2 separate regions of the Mus musculus genome follow, and region 1 is linked to region 2. The links are chromatin loops, found by intact Hi-C in ENCODE. Cell type or tissue: heart. All regions are shown on one strand.

Evidence for each region. Peaks named below come from ENCODE experiments on the same cell type or tissue, not always from the same donor. Only the 100,000 strongest peaks of a DNase experiment are listed, where the experiment ranks them.
Region 1: a loop joins it to region 2, with 2.0 times the contacts of the local background. A loop is called at or near these places in 3 of 42 quality-filtered maps.

The regions. Positions count from the first base shown.
Region 1 is chr2:118,857,722-118,865,721 of GRCm38, reverse strand. It overlaps Ivd (isovaleryl coenzyme A dehydrogenase), which reads right to left and starts at 3,728. Exons shown (of 12, transcript NM_019826.4): 1 at 3,555-3,728. The coding sequence starts at 3,701. Gm39913 (a long non-coding RNA gene) reads left to right here and starts at 3,868. Exons shown (of 2, transcript XR_866660.2): 1 at 3,868-4,723. In heart, no CTCF peak of the experiment used is centred here; a DNase peak (open chromatin) is centred at 3,791; H3K4me3 peaks cover 1,376 bases; H3K27ac peaks cover 1,450 bases.
Region 2 is chr2:118,745,056-118,753,055 of GRCm38, reverse strand. It overlaps Inafm2 (InaF motif containing 2), which reads right to left and starts at 7,298. Exons shown (of 1, transcript NM_001301269.1): 1 at 4,246-7,298. The coding sequence starts at 6,941. The coding sequence ends at 6,483. In heart, a CTCF peak has its summit at 3,588; DNase peaks (open chromatin) are centred at 515, 2,405, 3,345, 7,385 and 4 weaker places; H3K4me3 peaks cover 3,620 bases; H3K27ac peaks cover 4,782 bases.

The sequences.
Region 1 (8,000 bases), 110 kb before region 2:
AATAATAGAGTTCAAAAAAATAATCTGTTAAAAAAAGAATGCTATAAAAGCTAGTTATAGTAGCACACAGGCAGGTGGATTCTGAGTCCAGCCAGATCTACATAGTGAGATACTGTCTCAGAGGTAGAGAGAGACAGACAGAGACAGAAGCAGAGAGAGACAAGAGAGAGCACATTATTGGAGGGAAATACTCAAAGCCCATGGAAAAGTGCGTATGCAGCCTAACACCATGTACAACGAATGTATACAAATGGTGTGTGTTTCAGGGAGGGTATATCATAAAACTAGATCTAGGGGTTCACTATGTAATCCCAGCATTCAAGAAGCTGGGCAGGAAGATTGCTGAAACTTCAAGGACAGCCTGGCCACCCAGCAACATCCAGTCTCAAAACAAAGAACTGTATAAATACCTACTATAAATGAAGGCAATCTTCTTTAAAGTATTCAGGCTTAAAAGCATTGAAAAGACATTGATTTAGAAGGGAAAGTAAGAGGGTGGACGAAGGGTTCAGTGGGTAGGAGCATGTGCTAGCTAGTTTTATAGTGATTTGATACAAGCTAGGGCCATGGGAGAGGAAGCATCAATTGAGAATACGCCTCCATAAGAGCCAGCTGTAACTTGGATTTTTCTTTTTTAAAGATTTATTTATTATATATGAGTACACTGTAGCTGTCTTTAGACACACCAGAAGAGGGCATCAGATCTCATTACAGATGGTTGTGAGCCACCATGTGGTTGCTGGGATTTGAACTCAGGACCTCTGGAAGAGCAGTCAGTGCTCTTAACCTCTGAGCCATCTCTCCAGCTCCGGATTTTTCTTAATAAGTGACTTAATTAGGGCACTTTCTTTTTAAATATTTATTTATTTATTTTATGTATATGAGTACACTGTAGCTGTCTTCAGACACACCAGAAGAGGGCATCAGTTCCCATTATAGATGGTTGTGAGCCACCATGTGGCTGCTGGGAATTGAACTCATGACCTCTGAAAGAGCAACCAGTGCTCTTAGCAGCTGAGCTGTCTCTACAGCCTCTAGGGCACTTTCTTAATTAGTGATGGATGGGGGAGGGTATAGCCCATTGGTGGTTGTGGGCGGTATCCATGGCCTGGTGGTTCTGGCTTTTGTGAGAAAACAGGCTGAACAAGCCATGAGGAGCAAGCCAGTAAGCAGTAGTACCCTTCCATGGCCTCTGCATCAGCTCCTGCCTACAGGTTCCTGCGCTGTTTCAATTCCTGTCCTGACTTCTTACAGTGATGGACTAAGATGCGGAGCTGCAAGTCAAACAAATTCTTCCCTCCTCCCGTTGCTTTTGGTCATGGTGTTTTGTCAGTGCAATTATAATTCTAGCTAGGACAGAAATTGGTACCAGGATAGTGTGTGTGATAGACCTGAGCATGTTGTTTTGGGGAGGATTGTGGAAGGACTCTGGAACTTTGAACTAGAAGTCATTACGTTTTCAAAGCTTAGTGAGCTATTCTGTGGGACATAAAATTGTTGAGAGAAATGCAGAGGATGGAGGCCTGGCTTGTGAAGTTCTGGAAGGAAGTTTGAGAGTCACTCGAAGACTCTACTGGGGTCATTTCATATTTGGAGTTAAGAATTTATGGTCCTGATTAGCTAGTGCTGAAAAGTCAGTTCTGATTAACAAAAGACCAGAACCACTAAAGTGAAACCTTTGCTTTGACAGCAAAACTGGAGCTTTGAAATTGATGCTGGAGCTGAGAAATGAGTGTTGTTTGGGAAGAGACCAGCATCCCTGAGGTGAAATCTTCTGGGAGGTGTTTCCTCAGTTAGCACTCAGAAGCTGTGCTACAGAGATAGCTAAGGCTGCACTGTGCTGACAGCGGAACTTGATCAAGCATAAGTCTTCCAGGTGCTGCTGGTTTTAAAGGTACGAATGGGTCATAGAGAGTAGCTGAGACTTGACATTGTCAGAAGCCAAGAGAGGCAGGCTCTTGGTAAAGGGTCATGGATTACATTTAATGCCCCAGGATTAAAGGGGCCATGCAGAAAAGCAGAAGTTTGGCACCATGAGGAGATCCCAGAAGAGGCTACTAATAGAAGTCCAGCTCAGCTGCAGCAGAGACCCAGCATTTTGGAGATAACCAGTACCACGGGAGGGCCACCAAGAACAGCAGCAGCAGGAGGTGGTGCTTACCAGAGCTTAGAAGACAAGCTGTGTGGGCTGTAGAGGGCAGAGCTGGAGAAGTGACTCAAGCCCCTTAGAGGAGCCCAGAAGGTCATGATTAACCCTAGATATTGGACATTGAGTTATTTACTCTGATGGAGTGTGGGTTTGATTTGATTGTAACTGTACCCTGGTTCTTCACTTTTCTTTCTTTCTTAGAATTCCAGAAGGTGCCTAGGGGCTCCACTCCCTTCCTCCACTAAGGTTATTCATAGCAATACTTGCCCTTGGTATAGCATCTGACTCAGACACACTGTGTGTGAAACCATCACTCCTCAGCAATCTCTTAGGCAATCTACAGCAGTTGCTTCATATACATACATATCTAGATATCTAGATAGATATCTAGATAGATATCTAGATATCTAGATAGATAGATAGATAGATAGATAGATAGATAGATAGATAGATAGATAGATAGATAGGCAGGACCCAAGGCATCCCTGGAAATTATTCATTGGCTTCGATTAGGGAAGAGAGTTAAACCTAGCAATAAGAGTAGGTTAACCAAGCTCTTTGTTTGTTTGTTTTTTCCAGACAGGGTTTCTCTGTGTATCCCTGGCTGTCCTGGAACTCACTCTGTAGACCAGGCTGGCCTCGAACTCAGAAATCCACCTGCCTCTGTCTCCCGAGTGCTGGTATTAAAGGTGTGCGCCACCACTGCCCAGCAACCAAGCTCTTTTTTTTTTTTTCAGCTTTGTGCATTATGCCTTGAAGAGGGGAAGAAAACAAACTTAAGATGGCATTTCAGAATTCTTTAAAGTCTTCCATTGAAAAAGCAAATTGCCCTGGTAGCTATGGGTCATGCGTAACTTCAACCATAAGTTGAGAACCATTGCTTACAAGCCAGGTATGGTGGCCCATGCCTTTAATCCCATCACTCTTGAGGCAAAAGCAAGAGTTCACTAGTAGAGTTCAAGTACTAGTTTAATGCCTTCCAGGCCACCCAAAGCTATACATACTGAGACCCCAAGGAAGGGGAGAATGGGAGAGCGAGAGGGAGAAGGAGAGCGAGAGTGAGCGAGAGAGAGAGAGAGAGAGAGAGAGAGAGAGAGAGAGAGAGAGAGAGAGAGAACAGGTTGGGGTGTAAGTGTTTTCAGATTCATGAGAGCCACTAGAAGTAGGGCCAACCAATCTGCCCACCCAAACACCACCAGTCTTCCAGGTTTGGTCCTTACTCTTTTATCTCCTCCTAGCTGGAGTTCAAAGCCAGGAATCCCCCTGTCTTGCTGTCTCCCTCAAATATTAGTAGGGAGAGGGCGCGCAGTTCCTCTCCCTAGCTTCTACGAAACGCTTCCAAGGCCTGGCAGGCACAAGTCACTTGGGTAAGACCTGGGACATGTCCTGGGGCCGGCCTTCCTACCTGCTTCTGCTCCTCGTTTAGCCCGTTGATATCATCGTCCACAGGCAATATCGAGTGGGCCCGCCGCGGGACAGCGAGGGGCGACGGTGATGGCCGCAGTCTCCAACTGGAAACTCGCCGTCCCAGCAGCCGGATTGCAGTCGCCATCTCTGCGGTGCACCAGGAGCTTGGACTGGTTTAGCTTACGCTCCACCAATCCTAGTTTCAACACTTTGTCCAATCAGGGAGGGGGTGGGGCTTCAGTAGCCAATCGTTCTCGGAAGCCAGCCGAAGGCCTTGCTGCCCTTGCAACCATGCAAGCCAATCAGCCGAGAGGCGGCAGCCAGCCCTGGCTCCTGTGCTGGCTACCTCCCGTACTTGTTTCCTAAGTGTCTTTCTTGCATACAAGAAAGTATAGTAGTATCTCGTGTTAAGATTTTAATCTTGAACGGCACAAGACTATCTTTGTGGGAAAGCAAGTACTCCAACGCAGATGCCTAATGTGGAGGGATAAACTGTCCAAACAGATCTGGAGGTGTGAAGGTCTGTTAAAGAATCTTTTGTTCTAGAGTCCCCACTGACTGAAAACAGCAAAATTTGCTTTGTTATGTAATAGGTTTTGGTTCCTCCTTAAGCGAAAGAGGTTGCCCAGGATTCTCTGCCCTCGGATTCTGTAAGAACGTTTTCTTATTGGGGTGACAGGGCAGGAAGAGAAGAATGGTGTTTGGGGTTCCCTGAAAAAAATCACTTGAGTGAAGATTCTGCAAACTAATTAGAACTTTGTGATTGTGGGTGTTGGGCTGTTGCAGATTCACAGCCAAAATTATATTTGAGTATCTTTAGTTCCTTTAAGTAGCCGTTTATCTCCAACCCACCTAACTGACCCAGTATTCTTGACCATCAGGTAGGAAATTTTATTTTAAATTAGTTCACTAATCAGAGACAGGATCTCTATGTAGCCCTGGCTGTCCTGGAACTTTTTGACTTTGAACTCAAAAGAGATCTGCCTGCCTCTCTCTTACGAGTGCTTCCACTACAAGTGGATAACACCCACCTGGAATTTATTCATTTAGCAGACTACTAACTTGTACAAACCAAGAACATCTTGTATGTCATCTAAGTATGTCATCAGATAATATCAGAGATTTCCCTGGAGTAACTCACCGACCAGTGTTGGCACAAGGTCTTTGGTAAGTACAGTCTTTGGTTTTGTGGCTAAGAACATATCCTGTAGCTATTCCACACTGGAGTACGTCATTAAGGGCAACCCGAATTTTGCTCATGTCATGGTTATTCGTATTGGCTTAAAATAAACTTAGTGCCTTTGAGGGGAGATCTGTCTTTTGTGTCCAGAAGAAGAAAGACTGACAGGAGCCAGGCTCTTATCTCTTAATCCCCTTTCCACTTCTGTCCAGGAAGGGGGCTTTGAACACATTGCTTGGATCCTTGCTGTGTCTTTTATCACCTGAAAATGAGAACAGTGTTCCCCACTACAATGTCATCATGAGGCATATTCACTGGGCAGGGGGTACAGTGCGATGTAAGGCATCCACTTGAGTACCCAAGGCTTTGGTTCAACCCCAGCAATCAAAATTATAATAAAAATGATTGCATACTTAATTATATGGCATAGCACTCAGAGCCACATGCTCATTTTTAGTTGTCCCTACCACATCTGACTTTTCCTACCTGGTCTCACATTCTAATTTAGCCCCTCCCACAACTGGAAAGAGCTGCATTCTGAGCCCTCCCTAAAGATAGGTCAAAAACCAATCACAGAGCAGCTTCTACACCTATAATCTCAGCCTTTGGAAAACCGAGGCAGGAGGATTGGAGTTCAAAGCCAGCCTGGGCTACAAGAGACCAGTAAAAGCATAAAAATGAAAACACACAAAATCACATTCCTCTTATTTCTACTCTGGTTGAAGTGACTTCTTTAGATATTTTGAGATTGTCCTAGATCTCTTGAGAGACAAGAGAATGGGTGTAATGAAGGGTTTTACAGCTAAGGCTGCTCTGTCTCTCCTCAGCCTCCCCTCTACAGAATGAGGGAACCTTGAGTCTTCGTTACTGACCTCCGTGTGGGATGTGAAGCGTTGCTTTATAGGAAATATGGGCCAGAAGCTCAAAGAGCAATGAAAATACTTGTAATAGAGGAGGCTCTACCACCTCACCCCTATTTTAACAGCTTCTACACCAGTCTGTTGAGAATTTTATTTAAAAATATTGACAATACATTCGAATGCTAAAACAAACAAACAAAAAAACCCGAAAACCTTTAGCATCCCATCTTTTCCTGTTCCTTTTCTCTCTGGAAGTAACATTCGTATTCCTTTCTTTGGGTTATTATTATGGTTTCTGTGAGTGCAGCTCCTGTAGACTGTGTGACACTGTGCACAAGGAAGTTAGAGGGAAGCACTATGGAGTGGACTCTTTCCTGCTGATGAGAACAGAGGTTTTTTTTTTTTTTTTTTTTTTTTTTTTTTTTTTTTTGGTTTTTTCGAGACAGGGTTTCTCTGTGTAGCCCTGGCTGTCCTGGACCTCACTCTGTAGACCAGGCTGGCCTCGAACTCAGAAATCCGCCTGCCTCTGCCTCCCGAGTGCTGGGATTAAAGGCGTGCGCCACCACGCCCGGCACCTTAGGGGCCCCAAACAGCTTCCCAGACATCCTTGGGTCTCCTGCCGGGAATGAGAGAAGGGAGAGCTGGGTTCTTGTCTCCTCTTGACTGAGCACCCTGCCTGGAAGCTGCAGGTGAGGGTAGGGACTAAAGCCTCATGCTCCCTCTGGTGAGCCGCTTTGGGACTGGACCGTCTTACTTTCACAGCATAAATAGCTATTTGCCAATTTCAGCTCATCTCCCAAATGTTTTTAGGGTTCTGTCTTTAGAAGGACATAACCCAGAGCTTTCTGGCCAAGAGGATAAGATTCTGATGTGTTCACATTTTAATTTCAAGGATCAGAGGGTAGAGGGAGGAGAGAAAGCAAGTTAATTAGCAGTCACAGGTAAAACTAAACTACTCACGTTGAAACTTTGAAAGCTACCAGAGCTGATTGATTGGTGGGGCCTCTGCAACCTGCTAACCTATAAACCAGAGCGAATGTAGAAACAAGAGCTCAGCCTGTGAGGCTGAGGAGACAGATGGCTCAGCAATCAGTGCTGGCTGACCTCCCTACAGGACCTGAGTGCCACTCCTAGGACCGAAATGGCAGCTCACAGCTGCCTGTGACTCCTATTCCAGGGGCTCCTAGGCCTCTGGCCTCTGGCATTTTACATCTCTGCACTCATGTGCACATACCAGGCATAGGCACACACACACACATGCCCACAATTATAAATAATAAAAGTTTTTTAAAAAAGAAAGAAAGAAAGAAGGAAAGAAAAGAAAGAAAGAAGGAAAGAGAGAGAGAAAGAAAGAAGAGTTCTGCTTGTGGACTGTACTCTTCCCTGGATCTGCATTTTCCTTCTCTACCCTCTATCCTGTAGCTGAAGTGGGTTACTTTGCTTTTTTTATATAAGGCTTAGAAAAGCATGCTCTTGCCGGGAGTGGTGGCGCACGCCTTTAATCCTAGCACTCGGGAGGCAGAGGCAGGCGGATTTCTGAGTTGGAGGCCAGCCTGGTCTACAGAGTGAGTTCCAGGACAGCCAGGGCTATACAGAGAAACCCTGTTTCGAAAAACCAAAAAAGAAAAGAAAAGAAAAGAAAAGAAAAGAGAAGAGAAGAGAAGAGAAGAGAAGAGAAGAGAAAAGAAAAGAAAAGAAAAGAAAAGAAAAGAAAAGAAAAGAAAAGAAAAGAAAAGAAAAGCATGCTCTTAGTGCTTAGACATTGTCAAGTATTGCCCAGCTTTGCTGCTGCTGCTGGCTGGAGAACCCTCGGAGACAGAGGTCAGACAGAGACCTCATCCTAGAGTTTCAGGGCTCTCTTTTGTTTTTAACTCCTAGGAGGAACGGAGATTTTCAAAAGAGACACTTGTACCCTTGCTTTTGGTTGCCAGATTATTGAAAGAAAGGACGTGGAGAAATTGGAATCCCCCACCCCCACACACACACCCGAGGAATCTCATGCTTGGAGAAGGGAAAACTGGGCCCTGGTGACAGAAAGTGGGGAAGCCTGTCTTCCACAGGGAGATCTCTCATGGGTCTAAAAAAACGGTCTGACGGCATTGCCAGAGAAACTGGATCTGACAGTGCTGATGGGCGTGAATCCATGACCACACCTTGGCCAGGACTAGTGTGAGGGGTAACTCTTGCCTCTACTTAAACCTAAGCCTCACGCCAGGACCCCCAAAAGGACCCTCAGGGAGGGTGTTATGATTTCTCTTCTGTTGCTGTGATAAAAATCCTTAACAAAAGCACCTTGGGGTGGGGGAGATGCCTCGATGGTTAGCGGTGCTTGCTGCAGAAAGCATCTCAGGGGACACAGGGATTACTTTAGTCCACACGGTTAGTCAATCATCAAGGAAATCAG
Region 2 (8,000 bases):
GGGCCAGGAAGTGGGAGTGGGTGGGTTGGGGAGCGATGGGGGGAAATGACAAGATTTTCCATATGACTGTCTTTTCTTAGGGTGTGGGCCAGTGAGGGTTGCCAAGAGGATAGAGATAAACAAAGGCAGCACCATTTTACACTGTCCTGTGTCATTTATCAGTGGCCACAAACCCTGCCACATCTCCTTCCAAGTCAGAGGCCTTTTCTGTGCTACTGAGTTAGGATAGATCGGGTGACCGTGGCTGCCTCACAGAGGCAAAATTCAGGGCTGGGGAAAGGTGAAGAGGAGAGAGCCAGCAGAAAGTCCAGGCTGTGGCTGCTTTCTCTCAAGTCTGCTGCGCCTACGTCAGGGCTCTCATTAAGCATCCACTTGACGCCAGGGAGGTGAAATAACGCAGACCTGGCACCAGAAAGAACAAATGTGGCACCCGCTGCTCCTTTTAAGGCCTGGCTGGAGAAGCAGCAGGCCCCAGGGCAGGAGGTGCCGCAAACACACCAGCACCTTTGAGGCAGAGGGAGGAAGCTCTCACGCCAACCTCCATCTTAACAAGCTCTCCAGGGTGAACTGTCAAAAATAATGGACAGTGCAGGCTTTTTCCTTTTCCTTACAAACTCTGGAGACATAGTGTTCCCTCTCCTCTGCACAGGGCAGCTGGCTCCACTGAAGCAAGAGGGCCGAAAGCCACAGTGATAACCAGCTAGCAACACAGAAAGATTCCCGGAACTACAGAAACCAGAGGGAAAGGCGGGGCCAGCGGCTGTCCAACTTCAGTGTGCATCAGAATCACCAGGAAAGCTGGCTTTTGGGTTTTGTTTTGTTTGAAACAGGGTTCCTCTGCGTAGCTCTGGCCGTGCTGTAACCAGGCTGACTACAAACTTAAGAGATCTGCCTGCTTCTGTCTGGATTAAAGGGGCACAGCTGGAAAGTTGATTTTTAACAGAAGGCCTGCCTCCACTTGCTGAGCCAGCTGCCCAGCTGGTCTGGGATGTGGCCCAGTGTCGCAGCTCTCCCAATTCTCCAGGTAGTGCTGATGCTGCTGGTCTGGGAGTCAGCGTCCTGTTTACTGGCTTTCCCGCCACACTTCTCCCCATACATCATTTCCCCCAAATGGTTACATATTTCCTTGAGAATATATTATCTCATATTTATTCCCAAGGCCTTAAAGCCTTATCACATCGATCTATTACCTCCGCTCACTCTCATGACATGCCACGCAGTCAGCAGGACAGGAGGCCGAGCTTTTACCAATGCCACCGATGAGTTGTCAGGTTTCTTACCTTACGCGCAGGGTCCCTTCTAAGAACATTCTGTCTCCACACCTAGGTCCTAATGCATGGGACGACTACGGCTCAGTGATGGGCTCCTGTAACTTTTTAAAACATATACTTTATTTTGTATGTGTATGTCTGCACACTGTTTATGACTGGTGCCTGTGGAGGCCACAAGAGAGGGGGACTCCTTGGTAGTTAGCCACCATGTGGGTGCTGGGTATTGAACCTGGGTCTTCTGGGAGAGCAGCAAGTGCTCTGAGCCATCTCTACAGCCCTGCTTCTGTAACATGGCACTGCCCAGGAGGCCCCTAAGGGGACAGGTGGACTCTTGGACACAAGAAAGAAAAGCTCATTACCAGCTAGGAGCTCTTAGGGAGAGAAGAGATAGTTAAAAGGAAACCATTTTTGATTAACACAATTGGGTTGGGTTTTTTTTATTGTTGTTTTTTTGTTTTTTGTTTTTGACAAGTTTGTTTTGAGAGTTTTGAAGTCCATTTGGCTCAATAAATACCAAATTAATGGTAACGGTTTGTAGAAAATATTCCTGAGGATATTAAACGGGATCTTGCTGCTAGTATAACTGATGGCTAAAATTAGGAAAATGCGGCTGTTTAGGCAATCACACATGGCAGCCACGGGCACAAAGTGTGTGGTGATTTCCTGGTCTCCTTCTTGTAGCTTAGCCAAGGCTTCAGAACTGTCTAGGACCACAAGAACTGGTTTAGAACAGTAAAGGAGCTTATGACTGACCAGGTGTCTCACGAGTGCGAGGGAGCACTGAGCGCTGGGTTTGTTGTGACTGTGGACATCTTAATAGAGTCAGGGTGTGTGGCAAAGACAGGCTTTGTTTGTTTATTTTTTGATGAGCTATTGGAAGGAACAAAAAAATCGTAACACGGGCTCTTCGCGGCAGAAAACCACAGGCTATGTTTGTGAGGGAAACAGATGTGACCAAAAGACTGTCAACAGTGCAGCTATTTTTGTAGCTCCACATTAGTGCTGGGGCAGACAGGACAATGAATGGGTCGAAAGCCTATGCTGCTCCCACATGGATGCCAGCCATAGACTTCTGGTTCCCAGATAAAACCTGAGGGCCAAACCCAGGCCTGTCAACACGTAAGGAAGAAACCGTTCAGCTGGGTCAGTTTGGCTATCGTTTCAGCTAGCTTATGGGCTGTGTTCCACACAGGTTCTCTGAGTGGGCTGTGACAGGGACACCGTGATGGCAGGTCAGTTACTTCCAGCACGCTGCCCACCCAGGTGAGCAGCGGACTCTGAGGGCCCAGTGCTTTGTGCCAGGCACTGAGTTGGCGCTGGTCATGAGAAATGAGCAAAGCCACGGCACTTCTTTCCTCCCCAGAGGGAGGCCAATTAAACAGTACAGCTGTGGCCCTTTGGTTACTGAATTGCAATTCCAGAAATACCTCCATTTTCTGCAGACAGGAAAGTGAGGGCAGTCATTACCCTTTTAAATAGCTGCAGTGGCCCTAAAGCCACCAACCTTTCAGCCTCCTTAGAGCAGCATGTAGGAACAAGTCCATGTTCTGCCTTCAGCATTTCAAACCAGGATATAAATACTTGACTACAGAACACACCAGTGTAGAATTCCCCAGTGAAAACTGAAAAACAAGGTAGACGCAAGAGCTCCCCGCCCCGTGGTACCATACTATGTAGAACTATACAGCTGTCAGTGGGGAAATACAGCTTTAGAGGAGCACTTCTTGTACCTGATCATCCATGGGGGAGAGGAAGACACAAGCTTAACCAAAGGGCTCCCCGGCCCTATACCTTCAAAACTTCATTCTTTTTTTCCCTTTGAGTTCCGGTTGCTAGAGAATGAATAGTGCTAACTCAGTATAAGCAAACACCTAGGGTCGTCCCAGTGCAGAGCGGTGAGAGGGAGAGATAAACAATCCCCTTTGTACAGACCTTCCAGGCTTAAAAACATGGACAGTTCTGCTCCTTCCCTCCCGACATTTGCAAAGAAAGCTGTTCCGACGCCTGTTCCCGTCCCATCGGGCCCTGTTCTAATCAGCAGGCAGGCTCTCTGTGTACCTACTGCTGTCTTTGGCCAGTGGGGTAAGCTGTGTGCAGCTGTACAAGCCACATGTCCCCATCTGCAGAAAGGAGGGGCTGTATCCAAAAGCCAACAAACTCACTCTCCTGCACTGCTGTACCAAGCTCTCTTACAGAAAGCCTTTGTGTAGGCTGAAGAGGGAAATAAAGGAAGGCGGGACTTTTTCCTTGCCTCCCTGCAGACTACAAGGTGAGGTAAAAGCACAGTGGCTACCCCCTAACTGCTCTGCAGAAGTGCAGGCCACAGGGGGCTCCACCAACACTGGCTTCTCGTTCGGGATTTGTACTGGGCTCCATTGTCTGCTAATGAGCTGAGCTCAATTTCGTACCATGTATTTTACAGCATAACGAATCCCTTATATTTATGCTTTTCACCCACAGATCTTGTTTTGTTTGCTTTAAGGGTAGAAAAAGCCCTTACCTTTGAAGCAACCTACACCTCTCAGCAGCTTGGCTCCAGGGGTGCTAGGCTCTGATCAGGCAGTGCAGCCCAATGGCTTGTCTGTTCCAGTGTCAGTACTTCCTGAGTTAGCAAAAGGCCAACAGTTTAAGGTGAGAGGGTGATGCCAGCAGACAGCTGTGTCTTCACCTCAGACAGCTAAATGTTTGTGACTAAAACTCAATATTCGCACTTACTAGTCCTTAAGGTATCCGCTTGAGGGTCTGTAGAGTAGAACTTTTATTGGCAAAAGCTGACATCATTTTCCGACCAGGGGCCTCCCTGACTAAGACGGATCCTGCCACCCCTCTCTAATCTCTTCAGTGGCAGGCACTGAGAACAGCAAGGCGATTGCCTTTTCTTCCTGAACCTATTCATCACAGCGTCCTTGCACCTGAGACCACCTCTGCTCCTACTTCCCCAAGTCAGTAAGAGAAATGACCAACTTACACAGGCTTAGGCAGAGTTCTTAGAATGTATTTCTGTTCACCTGAAAAATAAAACTTTTAAAAAATATACAGGACTTTTAAAGTACAGGTATATCTTGAATGGCTGAATTATAAATAATGTCTCTGGTCATGTTCACAGCTAGGGCTGGAGAAAATGTCCCGATTCCAGTGAAGGCTTATAGAGTCAGGAGGCCAGCTGGACCACGAGTGGTCTTGCTGAACTCTTTGATCCAAAGTGGATTTAAACAGTCCATAAAGCAGGGTCAGGAGGGGAAGAGGAGTGGACTCCCAGACACTCTCCCACGAGTCCAGAGGGTTCTTGGAATAAGAGATCAATTTACAAATTATTAAAATATAGGACTAAAAATTCACACCATAAATATAAATGACAGGCTATCATTGAAGATACAAAGTGGCATTTTATGTTTCTTCCCCCCAGTCTCTCATCAAAAATTTAAAAAGTCCCCATGGGCCTCCTAATGACTTAAGTCCTCATCAGCTGTGAAGAACTCTCCAAGCCCAGACACCTTGGGTGTTAGCAGCCTGCTGGGAGGCTGCCAGCTTAGTTGCTATTTTCTTGCCCAGGTCAGGACATGGCTTAAATCAAGACTATTGTCCTGTAAACCTGAATCAGAGCTGACTACAAGGTAGGCCAGAAAAGTGGATAGACAGTTTCAGGACTAAGGTATACAAGTTTCCTATTTTGTTTCTCTTTTAAATTGCTTATTTCCCAAAAAGGAAACACTAAGGGGTTTGATCGCTGTCACTACCCACACTCAACTGCCTAACAGCAAGTGGCAGGGGGAAATGGAATCCAAACTGAAGAATAATTCCTGCTGCCCCGAGAGTGTGTGTGCGCGTGTGTGAGACCACCTCTAGAAAATCGTTGGCTGCATTTAAGTGGAAGCTTATAAGGAATGAGAAAGATGAGCTGCCAGTTCAATCTTCCAAGAGCTGGTCTCTTCACTGGCTAGCCAGGCACACTCCTGAACTTGAATTCTACCTTCTGCTCTTTCTCACCCTATAAAGCAACTCAGAACCACATCAAAGCTCTGGTTTTGCAACTGATTTGGTTCTAACGGCAAGCTGCTGTGTTAGGCTCAAAAACTAGGAAATGCAAACACGAGTAAGACAAGATCTAGAAGGGCAAGAAATGAAATAAGACAAGATCTGGAACCGGTAAGATAGTTGAGGAGCCGGAAAAGGAATGAGAGAAAACACTTGCCAATCACTGTACTTAAAAAGGCTTGCTCTTCCTAAAGGAATTCTGTGAGGGAAGGGACTGATCTAAACACAGCAGCTCTACTCTTTCTTGCCATCGCCCCTGGCATGGATCCAGAGACTCAGGCTACAACAGGAAGCCACTTTGGTGGGAGCACTAGGATGAGAACCGGAGGGGGTCAGCACATTCCCCACCCTCCCTAAACAGTCTCTATTGCTAAGGTTTTTCCACGGCCATGGTAGGGGTCTAAGAATGATTATACTCTTGTGCAAGAACGTCAGGAACTTATCTTTCTGAAACAGGAAGGGAACAGGTGAAAGAGTGGGTGATGGAAAAGAAAAAAAAAAAAAAGCTTGTGTTTGTGCCCTTCTGGCTAAGTGCAGTTTGAAGGCCAGCAAATAGCCCTTGCTGGACCCCACCATTCAGTAGCTACCCAGGCTGTGGGGAGATACATAGAGTTCTATGTGATTATAGCGTCTAGTGCATATGTCAACAACTATATACAGGGATCTATAAATTAAACGCATGTCTGGCCACTGCAACTAGGTTGACGTACCTGAGCTCCGCTACTTTTGGTGCTCTCTTCTTTGGGAGAGCCTCGGCTTATTTAAAAAAAAAAAAAAAAAAGAGCCCCTACACAACTCCCTACCTTCCCCTGAGTCTTGGGGAGGGGGCGCCCGAGTCACCCCCTGCGTTTAGGAAACACCAGAGCTAGCAGCGCTGAAGGGCTGGGTGCTAGGCTCTCTCCACCCTCCCCCCCAGTTCCCCTTATGGCTCAGGGCCCTGGCGCAGCACGGTGCTGGGAAGATCAAACCCCGAGTCCCCGGCGAATCGTGGTCCCTTGGCTGAAGATCCGGTTGTGCATTACCGGCTCCCGGGGCAAACTGGCGATCGCTGAGGTGTGTGGGGGCGTACGCTCGCGTAGGGGTCACTCCGGCGGGCTCCGGAGCCGGTCCTGCTGCAAAGTCCTGCTTGGGGGCTTAGGGGACGATGATTCCCGACCGTCCCCAACGCGGAGAGATTCAACGACTCCGGGGCTCTTCGGCCGCTTCCTCTTCGTCCTCGTCCAGCCCCCGCGGCCGTTCGAGCGGCCCAGCCAGGGGGCTGTCTGCAGCGGGCTCCGGGGGCGCCGGCCTCGCCGCCTGCAGCGGGGGTGCGTCGCGTGGCGCCTCGCGGCGGGACGACCCGGTGGTGTTGGGCCCCGCCGCCACCCCCGAAGTCCCAGACGGGCCGGTGGTGTTGGAGCCGCTGGGGGGCGGGCCGACGGCTCCCCCCGAGGTCCCGGCACCCACCGGCTGCCAGATGAGACTGTAGTAGACGGCCAGTACGATGGCGGCCAGCGACACGGAGAGCACGTAGGCGAACACCGTGGCTAGCCGGACCCACTTCTTGTTGGTCTTGGCCGCCATCTTCGCCTTCTTGTCCCCGGTGTAGGTGGCCGGCTTGCCCCGCTCGGCCGGGGCCGCGTCGCGCTCCTTCATGGGGGGGCCCCGGCCTTTGCCCCGGTGCTCCACGGCCCCGGCTGGAGGGGGCCTGGCGGCCTGCGAGGACTGGGCAGGGGGCGTCTCGGCGCCCTGGCTTCCCGGCGGCCCCGCGCTCCGCCGCTGCTCCTCACGCCGCCCGCCCGCAGCCCGCCACCGCGTCGCTGCCGCCGCCGGGGCCTGGGCCCGTCACCGCCGCCAGCGCCGCCGCCGCCGCCGGCCCGCCAGCTGCTTCCCGGCCGCCGCCACAGCCACAGCCGCCCGACTCCGCGTCCCCATCCGCTGCCGCTGCCGCCGCCTGCCCGGCCGCCGGCCGCCTGGTCTCCAGTGGCCGCGCGGACCGCGCGCTCCGGCTCTAGCCCGGCTCCCCCGCGGGGCGCGCCGGTGCAGGGGGCGGGGCCGCGCGCTGCCGGGGGGCTGCCCCTTAAAAGGGCGATGTAGGGGCCCGGAAGTGCCGCGCTGGGAGGCGGCTGCGGCGGGGAATCGTGGGCCCCGTGGGGGACGCCCAGTTAAGAGAGAGTTAAGGGAGGCTGGGCCTTAAAGGGGCGACAGGAGCTTCTTTAAAGGGGGAAAGGCACTTTGCGGGAGGGAGTGCGGAACCGGGAGGTGGCAGGGAGGGGCAGGCTCCGTAGAAAGCTGTCAACTCAGGCGTCTCCTCACATGGCCCAGGCTAGGAGATGGTAGGTGGGAGAACTAACCAGGCCCACCTACACCGGGTCTCCGAAGTGGAGCTAACACTAAGCTTGTGCTCTCGGGTAGCTCTAGAATAGTGAGGGGATAGTGTCCCAGATCCCTTCACCCCAAAGAGCCTGGTTCGGGTCTGGGAACCTGGCGCCCGCACACCGCAGTCAGTCTCGCTTCCTTTTTTCTGTTGGTCTGGACTCCGAGACCACTCGAATCTTGCCTGATTGGGTCCTCTTAGGACCCTTGAGTCAGACTACTGTGAGCCACAGGGACAAGAGCCAAAGGTTGAGTTTGTTTCTTAGGCTGACCTGCCAGCATAATCTCAAATCCCACAACAGGTCTCAGGTCCTACTTTCTGGTCTTCTGACTTTCAGG